2 separate regions of the Homo sapiens genome follow, and region 2 is linked to region 1. Evidence: read pairs that join two places in POLR2A ChIA-PET (ENCODE). Cell type or tissue: Caco-2. All regions are shown on one strand. Each heading gives the region's core, and the rest is flanking DNA. Links, peaks and the distances in the headings are about the cores only.

What was found. Peaks named below come from ENCODE experiments on the same cell type or tissue, not always from the same donor. Only the 100,000 strongest peaks of a DNase experiment are listed, where the experiment ranks them.
Region 2: POLR2A ChIA-PET joins it to region 1 with 7 read pairs; 2 of 35 experiments call an interaction of 5 or more read pairs at or near these places.

What each region holds. Positions count from the first base shown.
Region 1 is chr4:158,294,349-158,302,510 of GRCh38, reverse strand. No RefSeq gene overlaps it. Among named protein-coding and RNA genes, the nearest start is that of TMEM144, 88 kb to the right of the region's middle. In Caco-2, for the core only: no CTCF peak of the experiment used is centred there; DNase peaks (open chromatin) are centred at 2,970 and 3,700.
Region 2 is chr4:158,658,051-158,666,212 of GRCh38, reverse strand. No RefSeq gene overlaps it. Among named protein-coding and RNA genes, the nearest start is that of C4orf46, 9.8 kb to the left of the region's middle. RefSeq lists an enhancer at 6,245-6,751. In Caco-2, for the core only: no CTCF peak of the experiment used is centred there; no DNase peak of the experiment used is centred there.

The DNA.
Region 1 (8,162 bases), core at 2,464-4,963:
GACACTGATAGCAGAATTACAGTGATTTTCTGATTATGCTGGTTCCTTGTGTATGGTCCTTTGCTTATTGTAGTGACAAATTATAGCTGTGAAAGGGTGGTTCTGAAACAAGTGACTTCCTGATTATAGAAGAGGTAGCCACTTTTTGTAACCCAGTTCTGAAGTGTGGCCATAAAATATGCTGCAATGCCTTGCCCAGATTCCTTTCATTTGGCCAGTACGCCCATGCCCCAGGGGCTATTAGCTACTAACAGCTCATAACTGCTCTTCCTCTCTGAAGAAATGCCCTGAGATGATGGTATGCAGATCACCTGGAAAGTTATGCACCATCCTCCAGGGACAGCCCTCAGCCAATGTCTGAATGACAAGAGGGTATAAAAAGCCAGTCTTCTTATCTCAAGGGTAACCAACTCTGTGGGGGTGACTTGTGCTTAGAGCTCACTTGTAAGATCAGGTTGAAAACAGTCTCCATCTGAAACTTTATTTTCACTTCATTTGTGTTTCCCTCCCCTAAGCTCGTTCTTTCCTCTCCTTCTCCACTCCCTGAATAAATTTTGAACAAGAATCCTTTTCTCAGGCTCTGCTTCTAGGGAACCACATCTTGGATAGTTGTGTGCCAGGAGTGGGCCTATGAAACAGACCATTAGGGTAGGATTTGACTCTTCTCAGCTGGATTACAAAAAAGATCCAGTTACTGGTGGTAGGTGGAATATTAATAGTGACTAGCATGTTGGACCAGTAAGATTGCTAAGACTTTCCCCTGTGGTGAGCTGGGATGGGATACAGATGAAAGAAGATACATGAGACAGTATAGTTTCTTGAGCATTTGAGAAGATTGGGGAAATCATAACTATAAGGACTATGGAGTTGGATGTCTGCTGCTAATCGCAAATGATTTGTTGAAAAGAGAAAATGACAGGCTTACATATATTAAGAACTTAAAGTTTAGAGTGACATTCAAAGGACTTTTTGAAAGTGTTTCACGAAACTCTCATCTTCCACAGCCAGAGGGCCAACAGAGCTGATGATTTAGGCCCAGGACTTAATTGTAGAAGTGGAAGAGGCTTCAAGGGAGGCTGAATTTTCAGTGTTGGTAAGTCTCCCATGCTGAAGCGAGGACACTGCTAGGGAAGGAGTGAAACCCTGAAACTTGAGACCTAAGGTGATGCATTTGAGAACCTTGAATCCAGCTTCCCTTGAATCTTTTGCAGAGTGGTAAATTCTCTCATGTTCCAGAATAGAAGTCTCAAAAACAATGCTTGTCAAAAAGCAATCGGCCCTCATATTCACCACTGACCAACAAAACCATAGCAAGTCAAATCTCAGCTTATCTTGATGAGGGATGTGATGGGGCTGTCAAAGGAGGAAATATTGTAGGACAAAGGAAGTGCAGAATATGGTTACCTTGTGTTGGATGACACTGTCTTGAGGGCTTCTGCTAAACAAAGGAAAGTTTGTCAATAGGGAGCATTCTATGTGACACAGTTTTTAACACTCAGGCATGAGCTGTGGTAATACTTTCTAGATTGGCACCCAGAAGCCTGTGAGGTATGACCTGCAATCAAAGAAAAGGCAAAGAGCTGTTGTGGCCAGTTGCGAAGGAAGGGATAGGTTCAGAGAATTGGGAATGCTAATATTTTCCTCAGGAAGACCTAGAGGACATTCTGCTCACAAAGTCAGTAAGAATCTACTGTGAAGTGGGACATGAGGATCATTGGTTACATCAGTAATGGCTGTTTTCTCTGTTAGAGAGAACGGTTGGAGCTGTTATAGAAAGAACTAGGCTCCTGACTCGCAACGCAAATGGTAGAATTCTAGAATAGCAGAGGATAGGCACTAAACCATCAGATGCAATGAGGAGCACCTGAAATATATTTTAGTATTCTCTTGATAATTACTGAGTACACTAGGAAGAGGGAAAATCACAAGTCACATTGTCTATTAAAATGCAAAAATATTAAACAGAAATATTAATACATTGAATGTAGCAATATATATAAATCAATGTGTGTGTATGTATGTGTACATATACATATGCACAACAAATTGAGCTTATTCCCCAAGAAGGTGTTTAACACTAGAAAATTAATGTAATTTGCCATACTAAAAGAATAAAAAAGTAAAATCATGTCATTATTTCTGATACAGAAAAAGAATTTATAAAATACAAGAAGTATTTAAGATTAAAAAGGAACAGCAAAACCTCAAACAAAAATCAAGTACAAAGTGAAATTCCTTAATCTGTTAAAAGGTAAACACCATAAATAATGGTGACATATCGAAAGCATTCCTTTTAACAACAGGAAAAAGACAACAGTAACTGCTAACGTCACTTTGTTTAACATTTTCCTGGAATTTCTATTCAGTGCAATAAAAAAAAACAGGGATTAAAAATAAAAAATATTATGTACTGATGATATGTGCGTGTAGTTAGAAAATCCCAAAGATTTGTAGCTCTATTTTAGAAATTATGAGCTGGTCAATTTTCTTGGATGCAAAATAAATGTACCAAAAGCAATTGCATTTCTATATAGCAACAACAAACAGATGGTAAAGGTAAAAAATACGGCTCAACACAAACGTAGAAAGAAAGTGCAAGCAATCATAGGGAGGTCTGAAAACTACCAGACACAGCCCTAGGGCCCTTTTTCAGTTGCACAGCATATGTCAACTTCAGATAATGAACCATCAAGATATGCACAGGCTATCCTAGTTTTAGGGGAGCCCAGGAAATAAATATGTAGAGAGGTCTTTCATATACTCCGAGCCACACAGCTAAAGCCAGGCTGTAAAATTGGTCAAACTAGGTGCAAACCAGTAATTTATATATTTTTAAACTAAGTAAGCTAGTTAGTACAGAGTCCTTCCAAAAGAGTTTCAGTTTTTAAACAGCATAATATAAATCATTAACTAGTATACCTAATCCTACTTTGGCCAAGGGTCATACCAGACTTCCGTGCATCCCTGCAGATAAGCATAGTGCTGTTTCAGTCCAGCTGCAAGATAACCCTATTTTCACCAAGTCTTACATCTACTTTATATGAAAACATCTGAAACAAAAGTTACACATTAACCTTTGTTCATTCTGCATGTTGGATAGAGAAATATTTATTACAGTACTCTCTGAGCTTGCCTGTATTTTTTTGTTTTGTTTGGTTTGGTTTGGTTTTGTGAGACAGAGTTTCCCTCTTGTCATCCAGGCTGGAGTGCAATAGCACGATCTTGGCTTACTGAAACCTCCACCTTCCAGGTTCAAGCGATTCTCCTGCCTCGGCCTCCCAAGTAGCTGGGATTACAGTTCCACATTGCCACGCCTGGCTAAATTTTTGTATTTTTAGTAGAGATGGGGTTTCACCATGTTGGGCAGGCTGGTCTCAAACTCCTGACCTCAGATGATCCACCTGCCTTGGCCTCCCAAAGTGCTGGGATTACAGGCATGAGCCACCATGCCTGCAGGGTCTGACCTGCAGACGCTGGTGGAGCGACAGACGAACAAATGTATGCAGACACAGATTTTTTGCCTGGGCCGGTGGCTAGGGGACCAGGCGGCTCACAGACACTGAGGAGGGTGCCATAAAGAGTCACAGCAGCCACAGCCCTGACAAGCCGGTGCTGTGGGCATTTATTTAGTACAGATTTAATGACAAAAGCTTTGAGTCAACACAACTTGTGGGTAATTAACATGGTCACGCCCTCCCTCACCACCCCACCATTCCCCAGAGAGCAGTCCTGTGTGCGGATGATTAAAGGCCAGGTTCCAAGGCCTAAGCAAACTAACTTATCTAAATCAATTCCCTTGCACTTCCTTGTTATCTACCCTGAGAGAATTCAGCTGCCTTCAGCCAAATCCTCTTTTGAAGCTTTTGCAAAACCTCCTGGCCTTCCAATAAGGTTTGCATCTTTTTCTTATAATTTCTCGCACCAGCCTGACTGATCTTCTATATCTACCCCTTTTCTGTTTGTTTTTTTTTTTTTGTTGTTGTTGTTGTTTTTTGCATCAGGTTTTGTTAATTGAAGAGCACAGATGTGTGCAGCAACAGGTTTGTCTGGCGCAGAAGTCACTGCTCATGTTGTGGCTTTGCATCCTAGAATTAGTAAATAACATAAGACAAACATGAGTATAATCAGTAACATTCTTTTCCAATCAAGGAGTGACCCCCACCAGGAGTGGGGTTTTATCCAAGAGAGATGTTCTCACACATCCTTCCATATGGCTGTTTGTTGGGTGTGTAGATCTACGGCATTTAGGGATTCCAAAATTCTAGTTTTAAGTTGCCTTATGTCTGCTGTTAAATTATCTTGTAAGATTCCCCAGAGGTGTTGTTTCACCTCATCCCAACTATGTGTCAATTGATTCCGAGGTAGAGAAGTGACACAGGTATGCTTATGCTCCCAGTCACAGTTTAATTGCTGTCAAAATGCCAACGCATCTTGTCGCTCCCCCACATATTCCAAGGAAGCCTTGAGGGCTTGCAGATGTGCAAGAATCTTTTGATCTATACCCTGCTGTAAGAGAAGTTCATTAGACACATTACTGGCCAAGTTATCTACAAAAGTAGCTGTTTGTACTGATTCAGTAATAGATGGCTATAGCAACACTAGCAGTTGCTAGGATGACTATGGCTGAGACTATAAAGGCTATCAGTGTAACTGAATCTTTTGTGTCTGATCTGGGATAGGGCATGTTCTAAGGTGGCAAGGGCAGAGGAACCTTGCCAATTGCATGTTAAATTGACTAGTAGGAAAACCTCAGATTGTCTCCTCAGTACCATGACACTAGTAATATTTAAATTAGATATATTATAATTAGTGATACAAGAGGCGAACCAAGCCTGTCCCTGCACTCGGGTCACAAACGAGGAGTTTTAGGGTGTAATAGAAATATTGGCTCACATAAGGAAAACATATGGATGGGTAGTGTAAATCAGGCACTGATCAGTGTGATTATGAAAAAAGGTCATAGTATTATTGTGACTGGATTATGATATGTCCCATGCCAGGTGTTAAGGGAGGTGCCAAGATGTCCCAGGTGCCATAAATTGTACTGGGGTGGCATGGACCTTACGTGGGGTCTGGGATATCCCATTCCCTTATTGGCCCAAATTATAGGGGAATGGGACGTGGCTATGAAACTGTCATTGATGCCATGATAGACGTGGACATCAGTACAATCGCCCTGCAAATGGCTGTGGGGGCTCCAGTCTAAGATGTTATAATTGCCTAACTGGGGACTATGGGCTTGTCCCCGTGACAGACCTCCCAGCTAAAATGGAATCCATTACTTTCCTGACTTTGTTCTTTAGCACAGGGAGGAATGTTTGGGAAAGTGGCATTAATTGCGTGGCCCAGTTTGAGGCTACCTGCAACTAAGACTGTTAAGGCATTTCCTTTGCCATGATGTAGCCATAATTGTGTTTGGGCAGGTACACAGTAAGGGTTAGAACTTTTATAACTAACACACAGTGGGAAGATAGTGGAGTGATATGTACTGTTACCTGGCACCTTAGTCCAATGTGTGCCATTAATGAGGGACCCCACTGGGGGTAAATCTATCCCTCCCAGCCAAACAGTTATGTTATTAGAGGCTGGGAAGGGGGTATCTGCCTAAGTAACAGGGCAGAAAAAAGGAGGATTTAGAAGATGGGCTTAATAGAGTGTAGCAGGTACAGGTTGCAGGCAAAGTGAGAGAATAAAAAAGGTCCTACAAGAGTTGCGATGTACAACAGAAAGCATAGCAAGGAACAGATTATCTGGAGTGAATGGTGTCTGTGTCCAGAGCAGGATTTGCTCAGCCTCCTAAGTCATCTTCTTCAGCATCCCCCAGGTGATGTTTGGGGCTTGTGTCATCTGTGGAAGCCACATTGTCCGGGGCTGTGGGTCTTGTAGGGTTAACTCCTTCATTTCGGGTACCGGGTTGGGTCCTAGCCCCGCCATGGTATGGTTTGATGCATTGTGCTGGAATCCAAAGAGGACCTGAGGGGGTGTGAACACAAGCATATCCTCTTCCTCATTTTAGCAAATCATTTGGACCACACCATACATTACTATTTACATCTTTCCATAAATCTGCAGGTTTTATGTCTTGAGAAGTTTTAGCAAAGTGCTTTTCTATGGCTGATTGAAATGTATCATCTAAATTTTTTAAATTAAGGATAAATAGTGCTTGTGCTAGTAGTGTTGCAGGGTCCTTACTCATATTCCCCCTTTTTTGTTTTCTGGGCATATTTTTAAGAGTGGAGTGGGCACATTCTAATATGGCCTGTCCTTGGGGGCTATACGGGATGCCTCCGGAATGTTGGATGTTTCATGTGTGACAAAATTGTTGAAATTGTGAGCTGGCATAAGCCAGATCATTATCAGTTTTAATTTTTGTGGGCTGCCCCATAAAAGCAAAAGTTAAGAGAAGATGTTTAATAACATATTGAGTGGACTCTCCAGGAAAAGCATGTGTGCTAACTAGGTGAGAATTGGTATCAATGGATACATGTACATATCTTAGTTTTCCAAATTCAGGGATGTGTGTAACATCTGTTTGCCATAACTGATTAGGTTCTAGTCCTCTAGGGTTAACACCTGTTGAAGGAGGGGGATGTGCCTGTGAGCTGGCAATCTGAGCATTGCAGGATAATTTGTTTAGCTAGTCTTTGGGTAAGTTGAAATTGTTTAGTTAAGTTTCTCCAACTTTGGTGGAAAAACTGATGCTATTGGGTGGCTTGGTCAAGTAGTGACATCATAATTTGCAGGCCTGCTTGATTCTTACCATGAACTAGTAGGCCAGGCAGTGAGGTGTGGGCTCAAATGTGTGTTATAAAAATAGGATGTGTACATTGATCTAGCAATTGATGAAGTAGCAGAAAAAGTGCACACAGGGTGGGCTCAAGAGTGGACTTAATGAGGGCTGGTTTAAGGTTCTGCAATAAATAAACAGAGTAAGCAGGATCACTAACAATGTTGATAGTCTGAGTGGAAAAAATTTCCAGGGCCAATATTAAGGCTTCAACCTCAGCTCTCTGAGGGCTAGTAAATCCAGAACGAATGAGGGAATTATGTGGTTTCCACCAGATAGCCGCTTTTCCATGTTTACCAGAGCCATCAGTAAAAAGCGTTAAAGTGTTAGGTATGGGAGAGTGAACTTCTTTTGTAGGCACAACTACAGGAGTACAAGATAAGAACTGAAGTAGTTTATCAGCAGGAAGGGCATGCTCTATATGGCCTGTGTAATCAGAGAGTGCTATCTGAAAATCTAGAGATGGGGCAATACTGCTTCAAATTGCTTTTTGCTTAAAGGAATTCTGATGACATCAGGGTCATAACCTAGCAACTGATTGCATCATCTGTGGCCTGAATAGATGACTTTATTAACTAGCTGGATATAGGAAGATAGAGTTTTAGTCCCTGTATGTGAGCAAATAACCCACTCTAGGAAGTGTAGCCCTGGGGCCTCCATCCTATTAATCCTGTTGGGGAATGTTTAGTAGGAAAAACAAACAATTGAACTGAATATTTTGGGTCTGTGAGATCTAGTTGCCTCTGAGAAATAGCGTGCTCTATTTCCTCAATTTCTCTTTTTGCTGCAGTAGTTAAATACCTGGGAAAGTCTAGGGCTGTATTGCCCTTTAGGATAGAAAACAGATTTTGCAACTTATCAGTAGTTATGCCCAAGGTGGGATGAAGCCAGTTAATATCACCTAGTAATTTTTGATAATAATTTAAGGTATGTAAGCTGCTAGTATTTAACCTTTTGAGGTCTTACTGACTGGGAATATCTTAGTATGTATCCAAGATATTTCCAAGGAGAGGACATTTGTACTTTTTCAGGTGCTATGATTAAACCTCTTAACTGTATATTCTTTATGACAGAGGCATACAAACTTAAAAGTACTGGCTCTGTTGGGGCTGCCAGTAAAATATCATCCATCAAATGAATAATCCTGCAATTAGAAAATTCTTTTCTACTGGGGAGCAAAGCCTGGTTTACGTGATACTGACACATGGTAGGACTGTTTAGCGTTCCTTGAGGAAGCACTTTCCAATGAAATTGGTGAGCTGGCCTTTCATTATTGATAGCTGGTATTATAAATGCAAATTTTTCTCTGTCCTGTGCAAGGGGAATAGTATAAAAGCAGTCTTTTAAGTCAATAATGACTATAGGCCAATCTTGA
Region 2 (8,162 bases), core at 32-2,531, 370 kb before region 1:
TACTGCCCGGTTCAAGCGATTCTCCTGCCTCAGCCTCCCTCGCTGGGATTACAGGTGCACGCCACCACATCCGGCTGATTTTTGTATTTTTAGTAGAGATGGGGTTTCACCATGTTGGCCAGGCTGGTCTTGAACCCCTGACCTCAGGTGATTCTTCTGCCTTGGCCTCTCAAAGTGCTAGGATTACAGGCATGAGCCACTGTGCCGAGCTTATGTAAATTTTTTAGACTCGAGACTAAAGTCAGTAAGATGAAATTGTTAACATAAAAAAAAATGTGTTATGTTTCAAAAATTCTGAGTTTGAAAGATGTGCCAGGTACTATATTAAGAGCTTTATGATGGGGCACGGTGGCTCAAGCTTGTAATCCCTGTATGTCCGGAATTGGTGGTTCTTGGTCTCGCTGACTTCAAGAATGAAGCTGCGGACCCTCGCAGTGAGCGTTACAGTTCTTAAAGATGGTGTGTCCGGAGTTTGTTCATTCAGATGTTCAGATGTGTCCGGAGTTTCTTCCTTCTGGTGGGTTTGTGGTCTCGCTGACTTCAGGAGTGAAGCTGCAGACCTTCACGGTGAGTGTTACAGCTCTTAAAGGCGGCACGTCTGGAATTGTCCGTTCCTTCTGGTGGGCTCGTGGTCTCACTGGCTTCAGGAGTGAAGCTGCAGACCTTCGCGGTGAGTGTTAACAGCTCATAAAGGGGGCGCAGACCCAAAGAGTGACCAGCAGCAAGATTTACTGTGAAGAGCGAAACAACAAAGCTTCCACAGCATGGAAGGGGACCCTAGCAGATTGCCACTGCTGGCTCAGGTGGCCTGCTTTTATTCCTTTATCTGGCCCCACCCACATCCTACTGATTAGTCCATTTTACAGAGAGCTGATCGGTCCATTTTACAGAGAGCTGATTGGTCCGTTTTACAGAGAGCTGATTGGTCTGTTTTGACAGAGCGCTGATTGGTGAGTTTACAAACCTTTAGCTAGACACAGAGTGCTGACTGGTGCCTTTACAATCCTTTAACTAGACAGAAAAGTTCTCCAAGTCCCCACCTGACCCAGAAGCCTAGCCGGCTTCACCTCTTGATGGCACTTGCCGTGGGACTTCGTGGCACCTAGCCCAGGCACTCCAGCAGCCCAGAGGGAGCTCGTTCCTCGATCAAGCCCACCTGGAACCCACGCCGGCCCGCAAGCACCGTGCACAGCCCCAGCTCCCACCCATGCCTCTCCCTCCACACCTCCCCGTGAACAGAGGGAGCCGGCTCCGGCCTCGGCCAGCCCCAGAGAGGGGCCCCCACAGTGCAGCGGCAGGCTGAAGGGCTCCTCCAGTGCATCCAGAGTGGACACCGAGGCTGCGGAGGCGCCAAGAGCGAGCCAGGGCTGCTAGCACATTGTCATCTCTCAATCCCCCCCTCTAAATAGGATACCTTAACTGCTGTTGGGAATTTGGCTGATGACTGCTCTAGCTACTTCCTGCTGGATAGGGGCGAAGAAGTGGCCCTGCAGTTGTGTCCTCCAGAGGGGAACTCTTTAGGCCAGTGGAAGGGCCAGCAGGTCGGTCCAGGGGTCCTCGGTAGAAGTTGTTAGTTGAGCTCATTTGGGGTTCCATTTGTAAGACCATCTGTAGCTTGATGGCCTCGATTCTAGAGGAAACAAATTTGACAAGAAGGTTAAAAATACAGGGTCCAAAGGCGAGTAACAGCAACATGGCTGCCACGGGACCTAGAAAGAGGAGAAGCCATGTTGCCCAACTCTAGAAGTTGGTATAAGAGTTTGAAAGGCGTTGTCTGATTTCAGAAGCCTTTTCCTGAAACACCAGGCAGCATCTCGTACTATCCCTGACTGGTTAGTGTAAAAACAACACTCTTCCCCTAAGAAGGTGCAGAGTCCTCCTTTCTCAGCAGTGAGGAGGTCTAGGCCTTGGCAGTTTTGGAGAGTCACTGCTGCTAAAGAGTCTATTTGGGATTGTAGAGTAAGGATAGATTTCATCACTTCCTGCAAACTGAGAAATCCTTTGAGAGTGTGTGGCAGTATGATAACGCATGTTACACTACTAACTTTTAGCAAACTTTACTTTAGTTGAAAACCTTGTAAGTTTGGGATTTCAATTATTCTTTGCTATTAATAAGACCTTGTTCAGTCCATATTAACTTAAAATTGGTATAGATGGCTCCTTCCTGATTCTGCAAGTACTTTAAGGTTTGGCTGAGTGCAAACAGCTCGAACGTTTAAGCAGACCAATTATTGGGCAATTTTCCTAACTCTGCTTCTGTAAGAGTTTCCTTATCACTTACTGAATACCCATTGTGTCTTTTTTCCTAATTGCCTGGGAGGAACCATCTATCATCCTGTCCTGAAGGGAGTTCCTCCTATGTGTGGTCAGACCTTCAGATTTAGATCTCCTATTAGGAAACCTGCTGGGTTAAGGATTTTTGATAGGAAGGCTATGGGTTGTCAGTGGCCTCAGTGCTTTCAGGCTATGCCCTTGTTTACACTGACAACAAGGTGGTATTGGAGTGTTATAGGGTTACAGAGAAGACCTTAAATTACCAATTGTAGGTTTTAAATTTGCCCTGGCTTTTAAAGGAATAGGGTACACCGTTTTTTCTTTACTACTTCCATCTCTCTTTCTCTTTGACTTCTTTGTCTCTCTCTTCCTCTCTGTCTCTCTCTTTGACTCCTTCTTTGTCTGTCTCTTCCTCTCTCTCTCCTTCTTTCTTTGACTTTTTGTCTCTCTCTCTTTCCTTTCTGTCTCTTTCTCTCTTTCCTTCTTTGACTTTGTATCTCTCTCTCTGCTGGTCTTTCTCTGCCTCTGCCGGCTGCTTATGCTGCTGTTCTCCCCTCACCTTCCCCTTTTTGATGGCTTCGGCAGTGTAAGACTGCCACCTCTTTGGGTTTTTGCACTGCGTGCAATAACTCCATGGTTTCCTTGTGGTATTTAATGGGGGTTCCCCCAGAGGTTAGGAACTCCCTTTCTTTCCATATTGCAGCATGGGCATGTAGGATTAGATAAGCATACTTGCTATCTGTATACACATTTATTCTTTTTCCCTTTCCCAGTTCTAAGGCTCGGGTAAGTGCCACTATTTCTGCTAACTGGGCACTGGTCCGTGGGGGAAAAGCTTACTTTCAAGTACGGTTACATCACTAACTATGGCATAACCTGCCCTTCATATCCCATTATCCACAAATAAGCTTCCATCGGTATACAGGTTAAGGTCAGGATTAGCTAAGGGGACTTCTAAGAGATCATCTCGGGCAGCATAAGTCTGGACTATAATTTGTTGGCAGTCATGCTCAATTGGTTCCCCATCCTCTGGGAGAAAAGTGGCAGGGTTGAGGGCCACGCACGTATGTATCTGAAGCACAGGTACCTCAAGGAGTAGTGCCTGGTATCTAAGTAGGCGGTTGTCTGATAGCCATAAACTTCCTTTGGCACCTAGTATGCCATTTACATCATGAGTAGTCCAGACAGTGAGATCCTTTCCTTGTATTATCTTGATAGCCTCTGACACAAAGACGGCCACCGCCGCAACTACCCATAAACAGTGAGACCAGCCTTTTGCTACTATATCAACTCCTTACTTAGGTAGGCCACTGGTTGTGGGGTTGTCCCACGAGTCTGAGTAAGGACTCCAAGAGCTATCCCTGCTCTCTCTGTGATGTATAAAGAAAAGTTTTGTCCTGTGGGAAGGCTTAAAGCTGGAGCTTGTACTATAGCCTGCTTTAAGGTTTTGAAGGCTGTTTCTGCCCCTGGTTCCCATTCTACTAGATGAGTATTTGCCCTCTGGGTCTCCTTGATTATAGTATAGAGGGGCCCAGCTATCTCGCTGTATCCGGGGATCCATAGTCGCCAAAAGCCGGTGATTCCAAGGAACCCCTGCAACTGTTTTAATGTCTTAGGGTGAGGATAAGCCAGTATAGGCTGTATTTGTTCCTTGCTGAGGGCCCTGGTCCCTCTGGCTAAGATTAGGCCCAGATATTTGACCTGCTGTAGGCAAAGCTGGGCCTTCGACCTAGACACCTTGTACCCTTGATTAGCTAGAAAGTTCAAGAGATCTAGAGTAGCCTGCTGGCATGAGGCTTCCAAACTGACAGCCAAAAGTAAATCATCCACATACTGAAGGACCAGAGTGCCTGGACTTGAGAAGTGACCTACATCTTGGGCCAGTGCCTGACCAAATAGATGAGAGCTATCCCTAAACCCTTTGGGCAAGACTGTCCACGTAAGTTGGGATGTGTGGTCTGTGGGATCCTGGAAGGCAAAGAGAAACTGGGAGTCAGAGTGCAGGGGAATACAGAAGAAGGCATCCTTGAGGTCCAGAACAGTGAACCATTCTGCTTCCTCTGTTATTTGAGAGAGCAAGGTATAGGGGTTGGGTACAACTGGATATAGAGGAATTACTGCCTCATTGATGAGTCTAAGATCTTGCACTAGTCTCCACTGACCGTTTGGTTTTTGTACTCCTAGAATTGGGGTGTTGCAGGGACTGCCACATTTCCTTAGTAAGCCTTGAGCTTTTAAATGTTTAATAATATCCTGTAAACCTTTATGAGCTTCAGGCCTTAAGGGATATTGCCTTTGAGAAGGAAAAGTGGTGGGGTCTTTTAGCCTGATTTGGACTGCATGGGCATATTTTGCCCTTCCAAAGTGTCCTTCCAATGCCCAGACTTCAGGGTTGATTCCCTCTTCAAGTAGGGGACAAAAAATGGGTAACTTGTTCTCCATATTCATGTAGATAATAGCTCCAGCCTTTGCTAATATATCCCTCCCTAATAAGGGTGTGGGACTTTCAGGCATAACAAGAAAGGCATGTGAAAAGAGCAAAGTCTCCAATTACAGCTGAGGAGGTGGGAGAAATACCTGGTTACAGGCTGTCCCAGGATTCCTCGGATGGTAACAGACCTTGAGGACAGTCGTCCAGGACAGGAGATTAACACTGAGAAGGCCATGCCAATGTCCAGGAGGAAGTCAATTTCCTGGCCCTCAATGGTTAAACATACCTGGGGCTCAGGGAGGGTGATGACATGAGCTGGCGCTTGCCCCAGGAACTCTTAATCCTGTTGTTGGATCATCTGGTTGGGGGCTTCTGACCCAAAGAATCTTTGTCCTCTGGAGCAGTGCACCTTCCAGTGATTGCCTCGGCATAGTGGATATGGAGGAGGGGTTGGCTTGTTTCTCATTGGATAATCTTTTTTAAAGTGTCCTTGTAAACCACACTGATAACAAGCCCTACCAGGTGATTGGCCTGCTCCATTTTCTGTCCTCTCTGAACCACCAAGGTTTGTTTGTCTGAGGGCCATGACTAAGGCTGTGGCCTTTCTCTGATCTCACTTTTCCTTTTGGGACTGTTCCTCTTGGTCCCTATTATAGAACACCGAGGTTGCTAGGTTTAATAATGCCTTCAAATTTTGTTCAGGGCCCAGGGCTTGCTTTTGGAGCTTTCTTCTGATATCTGCTGCTGATTGGGTAATAAACTTATCTTTTAGAATCAATTGAATCTTGAGTGATTCAGGTGACAGGGGAGTATATTTTCTTAAGGCCTCCCATAGCCGCTCAAGGAAGGCAGAAGGATTTTCTTCCTTTCCCTGAGTTATGGCGGACATCATTGAATAATTCATGGGCTTTTTCCTAATTCTCCTTAGTCCTTCTAGAACACAGGTCAACAGATGTTTATGACTCCAGTCCCCATGATCTGAGTCAGGGTCCCAATGGGGATCCATACTGGGGATGGCTTGCTGACCAGTAGGGAATTTATCCCTTTCTTTGGCTGTCATTCTATCATTTACTTGACTAAGATACCAAGTATCTCCAAACTCTCAGGCTGCAGCTAAAGCTGCATTCCTTTCATCAAAGGCCAGGGTTTGATCTAACAGTAGCATGACATCTCTCCAAGTGAGATCGAAGGTTTGCCCTAGACCCGGTAGGACATCTATATACCTATCAGGATCATCTGAAAACTTCCCCAGGTCTGCCTTGATCTGCTTTAAATCAGAGAGGGAGAAGGGGACATGTACCCAGGTTGGGCCAAATTCCCCTCCCCCTACAGCTTGAAGGGGACATAACTGATGGTCCGGGGGGATTTGTGGTCCTTTGGAGATTTCTTTGCTTATTTCTTTCTGAGCAGGGGAGATTAGAGGAGGATTATCATTAATAGTAAGGGGAGCTACAGGGAGGCTAGGATATGGGGGTAAACTGAGAGGTCCTCCTGTGGGATGTAAATTGCAAGCTTTGCATAGTTGTGTATTCTCCTTCAATGAAAAGAAAGCTAGGACATAAGGTATTTCTCTCCATATTTGCCTTCGCTCTTACAGAAAAGGTCAAGCTGCAGGATAGTATTGTAATTTGTACTTCCCTCAGGTGGCCATTTTTCTCCATCAGAGAGAGAATATTGGGGCCAGGCCATAGTGCAGAAAAAAATGAGCTGCCTCTTTTTCAGGGTTTGTGGGTCAAATTGGCCCCAATGGCTTAGGATGCATTTCAAGGGTGAGCCTGTTGATGCCTGAGTGTTTCCCATCTGAAAGACAAAACCACCCACAGTTTTGGTTTGTTTTGTTTCTCCCTCTGCCTAAGAACCTGCAATGGTCCCTGGACCCTGCTGATCAGAATAGTTGTGCTTACCGACGCAGCAGCAGAAACAACCCCTGCCCAAGAACCTGCAACCATCCCTGGACCCTGCTGATTGGAATAGTCGCACTCACTGACGCAGCAGCAGAAACACTAGTTTTCCTCCCAGGCCACAAAGAGGACTGAGGAAGGTTGGATTTAGTGGCCCTTACTGACACATTCTCAAAAACCTGCAACCTTGCCTGTCCTCCTAGACCACAAAGAGGACCAAGAAAAATTGGATTTAGTGGCCCTTACCGACACATTCTCGAAAACCTGTTAGAGTCCTAAGCATTCTCCTGTTAGTATTGTGACCTTACCCGTGTCCTATAAAGATGTTATGCCCCAAAAATGAAGTGGAGGGCCATACCCTGAGGGAGGGAAGGGATCTCCAGAGTTGGAAGAGTGATGCCTTTTGTCCTCACTTATATGAACAGGAAGGATACAATTTCTGAGGCTCCCCATATCCTAGCTTCAGGAATAGCTTTTGTTACGCCTGCTTGTCTGAGGAGGTATCCTAAAATTCCAGATAGTTCCCCCTATGATGGGGCTTTGGGCAAAAATTATGTCTTTCTGATTGGTGAGCCTGGGTGCCTAAAGAAGGTAACAGAGTCCTGAAGTTGATACTAGAAATCATTGTTATAGGAGAAACTAGAAAAGCACCAGAGATAGGGAGTGGTTTTTAGAAGGGAGGCTAGCCTCAGAGAAAAGAGGCAAGGGGAAGTTTGTCTGGCAAGCATTAGGACCCAGAGGACAAGGGTCAGGATAGATAGGATAGATGGGTGAGTCTCACTTGGGCGACATGCCTTTGAGAGTTCCGCTCATGGCTGCTGGGTCAACCAACTTGTTGTCGGCACCCCGGAGCTGAATGGCTTTCCTCTCTGTCGATGCTCGGCTCAGCCCAGAAGTACAGGAAAAGCGGAAGCTGGTTCCAGGCAAACCAATGCTCCCAACTCTGAAGAGTCGGAGATTGTTAGAGAGCTCTTTCCCAGAAAGCCTGACACCCATGTCTTTAGTCCAGTGGCCATGCTAGTCACTTTTAACTGGCTGACAGGTGCCCGGTATTTAGCCCCCGAATTCTACGGAAAAATAGGACAGAATAGCAAGCGAAAGGGGTTCGATGGGACTCTCCACTTGGCGATAGGCGATGGTCTCAGCAATAGGCGATGGTCTCACTGCTTGACGATAGTCTCACCGCTTGACGATAGTCTCACCACTTGACGATAGGCGATAGTCCCCTCGTGGTCGCCAAAATGTGTCCGGAATTGGTGGGTTCTTTGTCTCGCTGACTTCAAGAATGAAGTCGCAGACACTCGCAGTGAGTGTTACAGTTCTTAAAGATGGTGTGTCTGGAGTACGTTCCTTCACATGTTCAGATGTGTCCGGAGTTTATTCCTTCTGGTGGCCTCATGGTCTCACTGACTTCAGGAGTGAAGCTGCAGACCTTCACGGTGAGTGTTACAGCTCTTAAAGGTGGCACGTCTGGAGTTGTCCATTCCTTCCGGTGGGTTTGTGGTCTCGTTGGCTTCAGGAGTGAAGCTGCAGACCTTCGTGGTGAGTGTTATAGC